Linked DNA regions of Homo sapiens: region 2 is linked to region 1. A link is a loop called in an ENCODE intact Hi-C map of the cell type or tissue named here. Cell type or tissue: endothelial cell of umbilical vein. All regions are shown on one strand.

The links. Hi-C counts contacts between places; a loop is a spot of excess contacts. Peaks named below come from ENCODE experiments on the same cell type or tissue, not always from the same donor. Only the 100,000 strongest peaks of a DNase experiment are listed, where the experiment ranks them.
Region 2: a loop joins it to region 1, with 14 times the contacts of the local background. A loop is called at or near these places in 9 of 110 quality-filtered maps.

What each region holds. Positions count from the first base shown.
Region 1 is chr14:73,630,380-73,638,379 of GRCh38, reverse strand. It overlaps a transcript of HEATR4 not described here and the pseudogene NDUFB8P1. Among named protein-coding and RNA genes, the nearest start is that of DNAL1, 11 kb to the left of the region's middle. RefSeq lists an enhancer at 5,003-5,052. In endothelial cell of umbilical vein, CTCF peaks have their summits at 3,965 and 4,741 (motif pointing right); a DNase peak (open chromatin) is centred at 4,779; H3K4me3 peaks cover 868 bases.
Region 2 is chr14:73,170,213-73,178,212 of GRCh38, reverse strand. PSEN1 (presenilin 1) reads right to left here. Exons shown (of 12, transcript NM_000021.4): 4 at 7,166-7,416; 5 at 4,506-4,647. Among named protein-coding and RNA genes, the nearest start is that of PSEN1, 38 kb to the right of the region's middle. RefSeq lists enhancers at 7,109-7,687, 7,960-8,000. In endothelial cell of umbilical vein, a CTCF peak has its summit at 4,893 (motif pointing left); a DNase peak (open chromatin) is centred at 4,892.

The sequences.
Region 1 (8,000 bases):
TCTCGAACTCCTGACCTCAGGTAATCCACCCGCCTCGGCCTCCCAAAGTGCTGGGATTACAGACGTGAGCCACTGCGCCCAGCCAGCACTGGCTTTTTTAAGAGGGATACAGCTTTTTTGATAGGCTTGTCCAAGGGGTCTTCCAGTGCTTCTTTAACCGTATACTCCTCAATCAGTGGCAGAGATTCTGTCTAGGTTAAAAGGCAGTCCTAGCAGGATCAAGCTACCACAGGTAGGGCGTAGTTGTGTTTGAGATGCAGCCACTGATGGTCACGACCACAGCTATATTTGGGAGAAAGCTAGCCATGGAAAATGCCAACTCTGACCCTTTGCCTGAGCCAATCACTGCAATGTTTGGACCTTTGACCTGCAGACTGAAGAAAAAGAAGGCAAACACGGAAAGAGACAAAGGAAAAATGAAGCATAATTGTTAATGGGATCACCAAAGTCCTCAATAAAGGAAAGTCCTTTTTTTTTTTTTTTTTCTTTTGAGACAGAGTTTCGCTCTTGTTGCCCAGGCTGGAGTGCAATGGTGCAATCTGGGCTCACTGCAACGTCTGCCTCCCAGGTTCAAGCAATTTTCCTGCCTCAGCCTCCCAAATAGCTGGGATTACAGGCATGCTCCACCAAGCCGGCTAATTTTGTATTTTTAGTAGAGATGGGGTTTCTCCATGTTAATCAGGCTGATCTTGAACTTCCAACTTCAGATGATCCGCCCACCTCAGCCTCCCAAAGTGCTGGGATTACAGGCGTGAGCCACTGTGCCTGGCCAGAAAGTCTTTTATGAGTTTTTTAGAGTTATCAGACAGCTCTAGTATTTATTTATTAATTCAACAGGTATTTGTTGCAGGTATTTTCCAACCCATTAGTAACACTTCCTTTATTCACTCTCTTCTGGAGTAATTCATTCATTTCTCTCATACCACTCACCTTTGGGTGACTTTGCACAAATTTAACTGCCTCTTCAAAGTAATCTAAGTTTAAGTCTTTCATGGCTGGAGGTAGATCTTCATAGCCAAAAAATGGCAAAGCAGAGTAGCAAAACCTCAACAAGCCAGGAGACTTGCTCAAGATTCACTTAATCCTCCATCACCAAATATATCAATGAGACCAGCAAAAGGACCATCATCTATAACCCAGGAAAGGGAATGAATCTTGGGTTAGATGACAGAACATTTACCTAGCCAACATTTTCTAAATGAAAATTAGATTGTATAATTTATCTTTTTTTAAAAAAACTACCTACTTGCTTTGAAAAGAAAACATCTGTTTTGTGGAAATGGATTTATTATTGTGGTTGAAATAGACATTTATTTGAGCTATTTTGATTCTATAAATGTAAAAATATTTTTATATTTTTTTCCCTGTGAGTTAATCACTGGTAAATGGAAAAAAAGAAAAAGAAAAATCGCACCAAATATATGGGAAGTGTTTTGGTTTGAAGTACAAGTCCTGATAAGTCTAAGCAAATAGTTCTGCAAGCTTTGAGTTATGTAAGAATAAAAATCTCCTTTTTTTTTTCTTTTTTTAGACAGGGTTTCACTCCCATAGCCCAGGCTGGAATGCAGTGGCATAGTCTGGACTCACTGCAACCTCCACACCTCCCGGGCTCAAGCAATTCTTGTGCCCCACTGCACCCTGCTAATTTTTGTAGAGACAAGGTTTCTGCCATGTTGGCCAGGCTGGTCTTGAACTCCTGACCTCAGGCGATCCACCCACCTCAGCCTCCGAAAGTGCTGGGATTACAGGGGTAAGCCACCGTGCTGGCCGGATGTCTGCTTTTGTTTGTTCGTTTGTTTGTTTGAGAGACGGAGTCTTGATCTGTTGCCCAGGCTAAGGTACAGTGGTGCGATCTCAGCTCACTACAACCTCCACCTGCCAGGTTCAAGCGATTCTCCTGCCTCAGCTTCCCAAGTAGCTGGGACTACAGGTGTGTGCCACCATGCCCAGCTAATTTTTGTATTTTTTAGTAGAGACGGGGTTTCACTACACGTTGGCCAGGCTGGTCTCAAACTGCTGACCTCAGGTGATCTGCCCGCCTCGGCCTCTCAAAGTGCTGAGATTACAGGCGTGAGCCACTGCATCCGGCTGGATGTCTGGTTTTTAGCATGAGATTTTTAAAGCCAGGTACAGTGGCTCATGCCTGTAATCCCAGCACTTTGGGAGGCCGAGGTGAGCAGATCATTTGAGGTCGGGAGTTCGAGACCAGCCTGGTCATCATGGTGAAACCCCAAAAACCCATCTCTACTAAAAATACAAAAAACTAGCTGGTTGTGGTGGTGCATGCCTGTGATCCCAGCTAGTCGGGAGGCTGAGGTGGGAGAACCGCTTCAACTTGGGTGACGGAGGTTGCAGTGAGCTGAGATCTCACCACTGCACTCTAGCCTGGGCAACAGAGTGAGACTACGTCTCAAAAAACAAACAAAGAATCAAAAAACAAAAACAAACCCAGACATCCAAATTTAAAGGGCCCTTTGATTTCTCAATAAATTTAAGATATAGTCAGAGTCACCAGAATCCATAATTTGACAGGGATTAAACTGTTTTAAAGGTCTAATGAAGGTGTACTATAAAATGAACTACATGTGTGAAGAGATAGTAAAATGTCAAACTAATATCCTCCCAACGTTGGTCTATTATTTCTCTTTCAACAGTCCTGTTGGGGATGTTTTATTCCTTCACTATTCCAAGAGAAGAATTTATCGGCCAATTGTTTCCTGGTATTTTTCAGATATATTCCTTTGTTATTCCAATTAAAGTAAAAGTGGCTGGGCAGAGTGGTGAGATCCTGTAGTTCCAGCTACTTGGGAGGCTGAGGTGGGAGAATCGCTTCAGCCCTGGAAGGGAGGTTGCAGTGAGCCGTGACAGTGCCACTGCACTCCAGCCAGGGTGACAGAGTGAGACCCTGTCTCAAATAATAATAATAATAATAATAATAATAATAATAATAATAATAATAATAAAGCCAGGCTCAGTTGTGTGTGTCTGTAATCCCAGTACTTTGAGAAGTTGAGGTGGGAGGACTGCTTAAGGCCAGGAGTTCAAGACCAGTCTGGGCAGCATAGCAAGACCCTATCTCTAAAAAAACAAAAAGGTTAAAATGAGGCCATGTACGCCTGTAATCCCAGCACTTTGAGAAGATGAGGTGGAAGGATCACTTGAGCCCAGAAGGTCGAGGCTGCAATAAGCTATCATGATGCCATTGCACTCCAGCCTGGGTGACAGAGCAAGACCTAGTCTCTAAAAAAATAAGAATTTAAAAAAGAAAGATGGCTGGGTGTGGTGGTTCACACCTGTAATCCCAACACTTGGGGAGGCCAAGGTGGGAGGATCGCTGGAGCCCACGAGTTCAAGACCAGGCTGGGCAACGTAGGGAAACCCTGTCTCTACAAAAAATAAAAAAAAAATTTACCTGGGTGGCACATGGCTGCTGTCCCAGCTACTCTACTCTGAAGGCTGAGGTGGGAGGATCGCTTGGGCTCAGGAGGTTGAGACTGCTGTAAGCAAACAAAAGCATTTAATGCTAGAAACTTTGCAGCAATCTTATGCTTAATATAGCAAACACGCAGGGTCTATGCTCCTAAGGAATAGCGTATGCAGCACTAGGACTCTGGCGGGTGAGCAGCTGGCAGAAGAAAGGTGCATAAGCAGATGAAATTTGGATCCTAGCCACCATCTAGGGGAATGAATGTTCCACTTGAAGTCTAGGAGACAAAATAAAGGGATTAAGGAGCTCGCTTTGTTTTCAGATGACAAACCAGCTAGCAAAGCAAGCCAGTCGATTCCCTCACTCTGCTGTCAGGCACTCTGCGGAAAAGGGCCCCCGCACCTGATGGCAGCAGGAAGACCCCCCGCAGGCGGCCGGCTCGCAGGCGCGCGGCGCAGCTCGGGGATGGAGAACCAGCGCTGCACCTGGGCCGAGGCCAGCGCCGGACTCAGCGGCGCCGCCTGCTGCAGCGGCGTTAGGTGGATGGTCACCTCCACTATGAGGGGGTTTTTCAAGGCGGCCCTCCGCATTCGACTGAGGCGTGGATCCTTCGAAGCGGCCGGCATGAGGCTCCACAGGAGCCCCATGGGCCCCACGCCCGTGAAGTCGCCTCCTAGAGCCAGGTCCCCGGCCAGGTCCAGCCCCCCGCCGCTGTCCACCTCGTAGTGGGCAAGGGAGTGGAAGAGGCGGCCTCGGTGGCTGACGCCCGACACCTGCAGGGTCACCGGCTCCCCCGAGCCCAAGCCTTCTGCTTTCATATCCAGGCACTTGTCGGCCAGCCCAGTCTTGGGCGTGACGGTCAGGGTCGCGGCCTTTTGGGAGAAAAAGGACGATGTGGATATCGGCCTCCAGGCCTGGAGGGGGACCCCAGAGGCTCGGAGCGCTGCCCGGACCGCCGGCCACATGGTCCGGGACTGTCGCGGCTTTGACCTCCGCCAAGGTCGAGGCGGCCTGGCACTGGCGGCCGAGGTTCCGCGCTGAAGAGGAGGGAGGAGGGGGGCCCGGCCTGGCAGGTCGTGGCCCTGTGGGGCAAAACCCTGCAGGGCCACGTGATGGGACCTGGGCTGGTCCCTGCGGCGCCACTTAGCAACGGGCTGCAAGAAGAGACGACTTCGGAGGGCCCAGGGTCCTTTGAGCTCCTAGAGGTCCCGTGTGGAACCATCTGGAAGAGGTAGGATCCCCTCGCGAGTTTACCCCGGACGTGTGGCGAATAAAGTTAAGCATTTTTAACGGTAAGTGCCGGCCTCTGGCCGCCTCTGAATTTCCTCACTGGCCACCAGGGGTCAATATTCCCTAAGCCTGATTGAAGGAGGCCAAGTGTGCTAGGGTCCTAACAAATTCCTTTCCTCCGTTTTAAGTAATCTTTGTCCTGGATTAAGAAAGACTATCAAAGTTAAAGTTTAAACGTTTCCGATGAGATACTGAATTGAACTATAAAATAGTAGGGATTGATAATAGAAACTGGTGGAGAGACACTTCCCCAACTTGAATGCCAGCAAAGACCTAAAACGAGCCCAGCGGGGACATAGGGGATGAGCTCAGGAGGGAGCATAAATTTTGCTTTTTCATTCAGAAAGTGGAACTACAGGACAGCCCGCAGTGGCTCACGCCTGTAATCCCAGCACTTTAGGAGGCCGAAGCGGATGGATCACGTGAGGTCAGGAGTTCGAGACCAGCCTGGCCAGAATGGTGAAACCAAATCTCTACTAAAAATTCAAAAATTAGCCAGGCGTGGTGGCAGGCACCTGTAATCCCAGCTACTCGGGAGGCTGAGGCGAGAGAATCGCATGAAACCGGGAGGCGGAGGCTGCAGTGAGCCGATATTGTGCCATTGCACTCCAGCTTGGGGGACAGAATGAGACCCCATCTCAAAAAAAAAAAAAAAGAGAGAGAGAGAGAGAGAAAGCTGAATTACAGATATATACCCTAAGGAAATAAGTTCTATTGTCCTGTGGACTGGAACAAGTGTTAACAATGTATATTTTTTGTATGCAGAAGAAAAGCTTACAAGTATATTACATTTCTTCTTCTTCTTTTTTTTTTTTTTTTGAGACAGGGTCTCACTCTGTCACCCAGGCTGGAGTGCAATGGCGTGATCTTGGCTCACTGCAACCTCCACTTCCCGGGTTCAAGTGATTCTCCTACCTCAGCCTCCCTAGTAGCTGGGATTATAGGCGCAAACCACTGCATCTGGCTAATTTTTGTATTTTTAGTAGAGATGGGGTTTCACCATGTTGGCCAGGCTGGTCTTGAACTCCTGACCTCAGGTGATCCCCCTGCCTTGGCCTCCCAAAGTGCTGGGATTACAGGCATGAGCCACTGCCCCCAGCCAAGTATATTACATTTCTGTTTTTTTAAGAGAGAGAAAAGGCCTTGAACCCACAAAATAAAACCATAGTTTTTCATTCATACATATGAATATTGTATTTTGTATATATATACAAAATGGTTCTGGAATGGTTCTGGAAGGAAACACTTCAAACTGGTAATAGTAACTACCCTTGGGAGAAGACTGAGATTGGGTAATGAGTTAAGAGGACCTTTTATTTTATCTGTATTACTTGAATCTTTCACAGTGAAGAAAGTATTGATATATGTAATTTAAAATTTGTTTTCCGGCTAGGCATGGTGGCTCATGCCTGTAATCCCAGCATTTTGGGAGACAGAGGCAGAAGGATCACTTTGAGGCCAGGAGTTCAAGACCACCCTGGGCAACATAACGAGACCCCCATCTCTACAAATTTCCTTTTCTTTTTTTTTTTTTAAACCACCACAGCACTGAGTTTTATTAGGGATTTCATTAAGGTTAAATTTATAGGAATGAGGGAGTCTTAGTTAGAGGGCGCAAAAGCCCACAAAGCCTCCTGGTATCCATAGTCAACCACTGGCTCAGGTTCTTTGGAGAGATCGCCACCTTGTTCCAGGTACAGATTATTGCAAGGACACTGTTTTGGTCCCACGGGCTGGTAGACAGGGTAAATCACCCCCACCCAGAACATGAACATCATGAAAGCCACAGAGCCGAAGAGCTGTATACACATGATATTCCAAGAAACAGGTGTGGGGGACATAGCTACATGGTTCCTGATATGCATGTCTAGGTGCCAGTGTATCCCCAGTTCAACCTCAGGCCAGGTGGTCTCAGTTATACCACAGATCCCTCTTCTGCTATAAGTGGTCAGGGAGCTTCAGGTAGTCCCCATACCCCATGCCGTCATTCGAATAAGGCTCGTAGTCTTCCACACACATATTTATACTTCTTGGTGGCAGCGACCCGTTCTTCTGGGGTCTTAGGTTAGGGCCCCGGGAGCATGCCCTTGGTAATGTGGGAGGCTGTCTGTGCACCCAGTGGCATCACATTCTGGGATGCCCTTTGCGGCCACTAGACTCCCAGGACCCCAGCCCTGGCCGCCACTACCTTCACCTACTACATTTTTTCAAATAGCTGGCCATGGTGGCTCATGCCTGTTGTCCTAGCTACTCAGGAGGCTGAAGTGGGAGGACCACTTGAGCCCAGGAGTTAGAGGTTGCAGTGAGCTATGGATTGCACCACTGCACCCCAGCCTGGGTGACAGAGCAAGACCTGGTCTCTAAAAATTAAAAAAAAAATTGTTTTCTACTATTCTATCTTAATTAAAACGCATGTGTAAAATGAGGTGAATTAACCCAGGTGAACATATTTTATTAAACTGCTTGTCAAGGAAGAGGGGTATGTATATAAATCCTAAATTTGGGGAGAAACAATCCCATTTTCAAATCTTATCCCATTTATCTATAAATAATTGTCATGTGTCATATTTCTGGATAGAATGTATTTGCCACTGAAAACACATGGCCATTGGACCAAGAGTTTCTGGTTTAGAGCCATCCAACAACCCTGTTTTCTTTGAAAAGTAAGTACCTGCAAGGTACTTTTCTCTGAAAAGCAAGGACTTGTTAAAGTCCTGTCTTTGGTCCTTTCGCCATAAATATTGTTGGGGCTCAGAGAACAATACCCCAAAATGAAGGCCTCAGAAGGGAAAGTTTTTCTTTGCCCTTCTCCTGCCACCCTGCTCTGAGTCCCATTCTTCCCTGAGGCTAGCCATAAAAACTAGAATCCCTTTTCTTCCAGGCAGATCATAGAAACCAGAACTCCTTTTCCCTAAAGCCAGTGATAAAACCTCAAAATATTACTGTAATTTTCCCTCTGCCTTTCTGTGTAAAAATTGGCTGTAAACAAATGATCTGATCTACCTTATTTGACTGTAAGTCGTGATTCCCATTCTAAAGAGGGACCGGCATGCCCCACACCCAGAAGGAAGGAATGAAGCTCAGAGAAGCCAAGAAGAATCTAGACAGACAGGCCTTGCTGGGTTTCCCCACTCAGCTTAGTAGCATTTTATTGGGGGAGCGAACCACTATGGTGGCATGGGGTAAAAGAATTTACCAAGACAGTTGTAGGTAAAGAAAGGCAGATTTATTAGAGAAAGTAGGAAAATACGTTGCGAGAACGTTGCAACAGGCAGGCCAGCAG
Region 2 (8,000 bases), 460 kb after region 1:
GTGTGGTGGCTCACACCTGTAACCCAGCACTTTGGGAGGCCCAGGCAGGCGGAATACTTAAGGCCAGGAGTTCAAGACCAGCCTGGTCAATGTGGTAAAACCCCGTCTCTACTAAAAATTAACAAAATCAGCCAGGCATGGTGGCAGGCACCCGTAATCCCAGCACTTTGGGAGGCTGAGGCAGGAGAATCACTTGAACCGGGAAGGCAGAGGTTGCAGTGCGCCACTCTGTTTCAAAAAAAAAAAGAGTAAAGAATGTGGTACAGAAAAATTTTGAAGAAATAATGGTTGAAAAATTTTCCAAATTTGGTAAAAGACATAAACCTAGAGATTCAAAAAGCTCAGTGAACTCCAAACAGAATGAACAAAGAAATCCTCACACAGTCCCATAATTAAACTGCTGAAAAGAAAAAGAAAATTTTGAAAGTGACCAGAACAAAACAATGTATTACTTTTAGAAGAACAGTGATTCGAATGACTGATTTTTATGAGAAACCATGGAGGCTGAAAGAAAGCAGAAGAGCATTTTTTAAATGCTGAAAAGGGGAATATCAAGACAATTTTCTGCCCAGTAACAATATCCTTCAGTAATAAAGGTAAAATTAAAACATCCTAAGGGGAAGAAAAATTAAAACAAATTGAGGCCAGCTGCCTTGCTCTAAAAGCATTACTAAAGGAAGATGTTCAGACAGAGGGCAAATAATACTAGAAGAAAACGGCTGTCCTGGCATAGCGGCTCACGCCTGTAATCCTAGCACTCTTGCCTAGGTGACAAAGCAAGACTTTATCTCAAAACAAAAACAAAAACAAAAACAAAAACACACACACAAAAAAACCCCAGCAAAGCAGTCCTACTGATGATAATGAAATGGTATGAAGGATAATTCATTTGATTTATATGCTACCAGGTATCTGAGTAGAAGAGATATGCAAAGGAGAAAACAAACCAACCATGGGCCCTTCTGGGCTAAAAATACTACATTAAAAGTTATATTTAAGGATGAAAATTTAAACCATGAGATTAAAATATAATTTCCCAAGAAGTAATGGGAGAGACGAAAAAGTCCATCATCTGAGAGTCATGGCTGGTTAGCTTTAGAAAACTGCAAAAAGGACCAAAGTAGGAAGAAAAGCAAAAGCCAGAATCAGTGTCAAGTGGGAGGCAATAAATAAGTCAAATGGCAATAAGGTCCAGAAAAAATTAGGTTCAAAAAGGTCAGCAGATACGACCAAAGGAAAAACTGGTAACCACATGATACGCAGTTTCCATGGAGGCATGAAAAGAGAACCCACACTTCAGGGAGCTGAGGACTGAATTTGAGAGGAATCTTACGTAATAGCTATGTGTGTCAATCCAGGCCAAACTCTGGACTCAAATGTCCATTCTGACCCATTAGGTTCTGACCCACACTAGCTGTGTGACCCCTGCCTCAGTGCCTCATCCATAAAACTGGGATAATAGTAGGGGTTACCTCAAAGAACTAGTGTTTAATTAAAACAAGGCAGATGTAAAGCTATACTGTCCTGTACATGTCACTGCCCAAGATTGGGAAAACCTTTACATGCTTAAAAGCAGAGAAAAGAAGAGGTAGTTTAGAAATGGTGTTTTCTCTTTTATGTGTGAAAATATGAAAACACAGAAAAATTAAATAATTTCCTAAGATTACTAGAAGAAAGAACTCTGAGTCCAGAGCTCCACCTATCCAACTACACAGGTATTTTGTAAGGGAAAGGCAGGAAATCTGAATGTAAATTCTAGATTATAAGAAAGAAAAAGTAGAATTCCACCCTCCAATAAAATCTGAGAAATAAACAGAAGAACAAAAGTATAATGGGATCCTGGTAAAAGTCACAAGGTCAGCCTACTAAAGCAGGGAAACTAAAGGCAAGTAAACACGTGCAGACAAAAAAAGGGATAAAGAAAAGGAATTAAGAAACTAGCATTTTTAAAGTGGGGGAGGTGAATGCTTCCCAGCATGGGTTTATATCACTTGCTTTTTGGCCTTCTGAGTGTTGGTAACAACCTGTCATCATCACACATACCTGTCATCTTTAATGGTCTCCATACATTACTAATAGATTATACAGATGGCCATCACTTAACACTTCCACTCACTCAAATGTTCAACATGCAAGGTTAAACTCTGTATAAGCTTAAAGTTCACAAGCATTGAAAAGGTATGTGATATTACTAGTAACCAACTAAATGCAAATTAAGACATTTTCTTTACCTATAAAAACCAGCACAGTTTTAAAAAAGAAATTCAGCACTGGTGGGGTACGACAGATACTCTCATTCACTACTGGTGTTAAGTACAAATTGATATAAGCTTTTTGAAAACGAGATTTTGAATACCAAGACAGTTATAAATATGTAGATAATTTGCCCCAAAAATTCTACTTCTAGGATTTTACCCTAAGGAAATAATTTGAAAAACTGAAAAAGCTCTAAGCATAAAGACAGATATTACTGTTTTTTAAAATAGTGAAACACTAGAAACAAATGTCCAACATCAGGGACATTTGAGAAGTAAATTACAAGGCACTTGAATCAAATATCTCATAGCCATAGAAATATTTTCTAAGAATTTATAATAGAAAAAATGTTCACACCAAAGTAAAAGGACACATATTGATTACACATTTTAACCATGTTAGAAAAGTATACAGAAATAAATACTAGAAGGAAACAGAGTAGACTCCTACATTTGGAAAGTTAATTTTTTTTTTTTTTGGTAGAGATAGGTCTTACTATGTTGCTCAGGCTGGTCTCAAACCCCTGACCTCGGCCAGGTATGGTGGCTCACGCCTGTAATCCCAGCCCTTGCGAGGCCGAGGTGGGTGGATCACCTGAGGTCAGGAGTTCTAGACCAGCCTGGCCAACACGGTAAAACCCAGTCTCTACTAAAAATACAAAAATTAGCCGGGTGTGGTGGCAGGCGCCTGTAATCCCAGCTACTCGGGGGGCTGAGGCAGAAGAATCGCTTGAACCCAGGAGGCACAGCTTGCAGTGAGCCAAGATCGCGCTGTCACACTCCAGCCTGCGGGACAAGAGCGAGACTTCGTCTCGGGGAAAAAAACAAAAAAACAAAAAAAACTCCTGACCTCAAGCAATCCTCCTGCCTTGGCCTCCCAAAGTGCTGGGATTACAGGCATGAGCCACCATGCCTGGCCGAACACTTATAATTTCTATTATTTGAAAATGACCTTAAAAGGTGCATGACTTGTGATAATGTGTAATTTTTTCTAAGGTATGAATCTGAAACGTGCTAGTTGGCTGAAACTCAGCAGTAGGTCACTTTGAAACTCAGCAGTAGGTCACTTTGGCAAAAGAGCGAGCTAGGGGAGGAGAGGCTGAGAAGGGTGGGTCTGTATCTTTCCTGTACAACCTCCCAGCGCCCGACTTCCCAAGGAAGGAAGTAGTACAGTGGAGATGGTGAGAGGATGCATGGTGGCTACCAGTTTAGGCAAGGTGTGACCAGTCACCAGTGAGTTTAATACCAGCATCTGAAGATGGCTTTATTGTTCTGTACTCCAATATAAAAATCTGATTTTAGTTATACCGTATTTTATAGGGACCATTATATCCTACAGTGTTATTTGTGAATGAGGAGATTCATAAAGGTCTTAGAGTATATTTCTTCAGTATACTGTCAATCAAAATATTAAAACCACTTAGGGCCGGGCGCAGTGGCTCATGCCTGTAATCCCAGCACTTTGGGAGACCAAGGTGGGCAGATCACTTGAGGCCAGGAGTTCGAGACCAGTGTGGTCAACATGGTGAAACCCTGTCTCTACTAAAAATACAAAAATTAGCCGAGTGTGGTGGCACACACCTGTAATCCCAGCTATTTGGGAGGCAGAGGCAGGAGAATCGCTTGAAACTGGTGGGTTGAGTCTGCAGTGAGCCAAAATCGTGCCACTGCACTTCACTCCAGCCTGGGTGACAGGGCAAGGCCCTGCTTCAACAAACAAACAAACAAACAAAAACCCACTTAGATTGTGCTATTATATGGAAATGTTTATTTTTCAGTTACAACTTTTTTTGTTTTCTGCTTTTATTTTTTGAGACAATGGCCTAAAAAGGCATTGAAATCCAAAATAACATAAATTATCACTAAATCTTGATAACTAATCATAATATATATATTTTACACTAATTTTTTCATGACATATAGATTCCATGCATATAAAATACTTCCAATATTTGTTTTTTGTTTTCTTTAATAGAGGCAGGGTCTTGCTACGTTGCCCAAGCTGCTTGTGAACTCCTGGGCCCAAGTGATCCTCCTGCCTCAGCCTCTGAGCCTGGCATTACACATGCACCTGGCTTCCTTTTTGTATTTTTTGAATGTTCCACAGTGAGGAGGAAGAAAACTAAAAATTAACTTATCTCTAGAAGACAAAACATTTTTTCTTTCCTAGATCAGTTAAGTTACTGTGACAAGAATACCCAACCATAAGAAGAACAGGGTGGAAAGCAAAGATCTGTGTCTCATGCTCACCTTATAGCACCTGTATTTATACAGAACCACCAGGAGGATAGTCATGACAACAATGACACTGATCATGATGGCAGCATTCAGAATTGAGTGCAGGGCTCTCTGGCCCACAGTCTCGGTATCTTCTGTGAATGGGGTATAGATTCTACAATAAAACAAACACAAAAGCCCTAGGTCAGTGTTAATGGAGATCACCAACCACATTACCACCTCCAACACAGAATTTTCTTTTTCTTAATTCAATTCGTATCTTATAAGTCACTTTTCCCCAACTCACCAATCTAGCTAAGAATTTTTAACCTGAGAAAAACAGCTACACTCTAAAATTGCTTCAAAGAAAATGTCTAACATATGGAAAGAAGGACTTAACATGTGAAGCAGACACTGGCTCCATCTAGTGGGTGCTTTATATTGAAATAATTATAATACCTCATCAAATTTTTTTGGCTACAGCTTATTAGGAACTTGTTATAGAACCAGATTCTGCCACAGAAACCACGTGGGCTGACAAGTGGTTGTCAGAAGAAAGGTAATATGGCTTATAATTAGTGCCTCTCATCTGCAGAGTAATTGCAACTGGAGTTGTCTTAAGATAATGTCACATATCCATCTTCCCCTTGTTTCTCATTCACAGAAAAACATTTTTATTCCAGGTGCCAATATTCCCAGCCAAAAAGACTTTACTTCTGACTCCCTTATATTTAGGATGGCTATGAGAACAAGTAAGGGCAATGACTTCTAGGGAGATGTGTTGTGTATGGAACTTCTAAGGAGAGAATTCTGCTGACATGTCCTATGTTCTTTTCTCCCCTACTCCTTCCTACTGTCAGAATGAAGGCTAGGGCTCCAGCCTGGACCCTGAAGTAAGCTAGAGGTTAGAAGCTAAAGAAGAAAGAAGGAGATTGAGTCCTTGATGAACGTGAAGCCACCGTACTAATCTGGACTGCCTACCTCTGCACTACTCTATGAGAGAGAAAGTATGTGCATTATTTAAACCAGTTGTTTTGATTTTCTATTAACAAAGTCAGAAACATCTCTGTAAAAAGCCAGACTGAATATTTTAAGCTCTATGGGTCATATGGTCTCCAGTGCAAACACTCAACTGTGCTACTGTAGTGTGAAAGCAGCCACAGACAATGTATAAACCAAGGAGCGTGGTCACTTTCCAATGAAAGTTTATTCACAAATTTGTGAATAACTTTGTTATTACACCTTTGTGGAAAGGTAGCAGACAGATCTGGCCTGTGGCTGTAGCTTGCCAATGTTTGTTCTATAATACGTTGCCAAACCTAACCCTAACCTATATGGATAATATTCTTCAATCCCTCTAGTTCTAACCCCTGCCCTTCACCTGCTGTCTTAGATGCTCTCCCAAAAGGCTAAAAGTTTGGCTTTCAGAACACCATGTAGTTTTTCAGACACTTCACAACTTCAAATTCTAAAACTCAATTAAAACTCTTCTTTGGACCCCATGAGAGTCGTAGAGATGGAACTAGATGACATTTGAATCAAGCATTTTTCTTGGAGGCCAAGGGCTGACATCAGCAGCACCAGGGAACCCACATGATAGCCCCCCAGGAGTCTAGAGAGTGCTGGCTTGAATTAGTTGTTCATCCTTTCAATTAACAATTCGTTTGGCCATTTATTATACACCTCACCCTGGAGACTCAGTACCCTCACAGGCCTTGCAATAAAGAAGGAAATTAGGCATTAAATAAACAATGTAAATAAATATATATTTGCAAATTGTGACAAGTGAGAAAGGACAAGTTGCTATGAGAAAAGATACCAAGAAGGACTTAATCGTGTTAGGAGAAACAGGAATGTTATCTTTGAGGATTTAACATTTAAGCCAATGTTAGATGTGAGTTCTAAATTTCAAAGAATTAATACGCCAGTATGTTCAATTCTTTGCCTTCTACTTTTAAACTTAACTTCCTCGTAAAGCAATGTTTTTCCATTACCTGCTCCACCCTCATTCCAGTTACCTGCTACCTGCTCTTCCCTGACTCCTGCCAAAGCACTCACCCCATCATTCTCTTTAAATTAGCCAATTGGAATTAGTTTAGCCTGTGCAGTCTAACCCTAGTCAGTAGGGGAAGAACACAGCAGCAGGGACCACGTGTGTCAGGGATAAGAACCCTTTCCCCTCCCTTGTCCAAATGTGCGCTTGCCATTGTTCCATCTGTAAGGGTGCACCCTTCTATATAGAAGTAACTTGCCTTGCTGAGAATTAAAAGGAAAATTTTATATTCGAGTGCTACTTCTTTTGCGGCACCAAAACTTTATATATAACACCAAGAGGAGGGGGATGACAGGAATTTAATCCACCAAAGTTAGAAAAGGAAAGAATATTCTAGGCAGAAGAGCAATGGGCGCCCAATGGCCCTGAGGTGGAAAAGAATTTATGTGTTCAATTCAGCATAACTTCAGCCCTATCCAGTAATACCATACAGGAAACATACTTCTGCAGTGTTCCTTTTCTCCACTTAAAACATGAAGTAATAACCCCTCGCTCTCTCAACTGCTCCTGACCATCACAGAGGATGGGCTCTCCAGCTAAGTCATGCCCCTTCAATGCAGAGGCCTTCAAGGTGATGATGACATGCTGTAAAGAAAAGCCACACTGGCTTTGAGAATAATAAAACAAAACTCATACGTACAGCTGCCCATCCTTCCGGGTATAAAAGCTGACTGACTTAATGGTAGCCACGACCACCACCATGCAGAGAGTCACAGGGACAAAGAGCATGATCACATGCTTGGCGCCATATTTCAATGTCAGCTCCTCATCTTCTTCCTCATCTTGCTCCACCACCTGCCGGGAGTTACCCTGGGGTCGTCCATTAGATAATGGCTCAGGGTGGCCAAGGCTCCGTCTGTCGTTGTGCTCCTGCCGTTCTCTATTGTCATTCTATAAGCACAAGAAAAACATTTTCAGTAAATCAGATTCTCAGCAGAATCAAGGTAACGGTTAGACCTGGGATTAACAACAGACCCGTCACTATGAGTTCTAAAAACCTGAAGCAAGAAAAAACAATGTACAGGAAGTATGCAGTTTAAAAGTCTAGATTATCTATCATTGTTCACTGAAGGCATTCAGGTCCTCTCTTTTACCTGGGTCTTGGCTTGCTCCATTCTCTCTGTTCATCCCAACATACACAATTGTACTTATCCTTTGAGATGTACCTTAAATACTGACACCTGCATGAAAACTTGTTTACTGGCTGCAGCTCCAAGCACCTTTTTCAAATTCAGCTTTCTGTGATTTCAGACCACATATGCAAGGAACTATCTTACCTTAATTAATAAGACTTTAAAATCCTTGTGTCAGAGGCGTTTGGACCAGAGCAACTCTATCTTGAATAGGGGCTGGGTAAAATAAGGCCAAGACCTACTGGGCTGCATTTGCAGGAGGTTAGGTACTCTTAGTTACGGGATGAGATAGGAAGTCAGCACAAGATACAGCTCATAAAGATCTTGCTGATAAAACTGGTT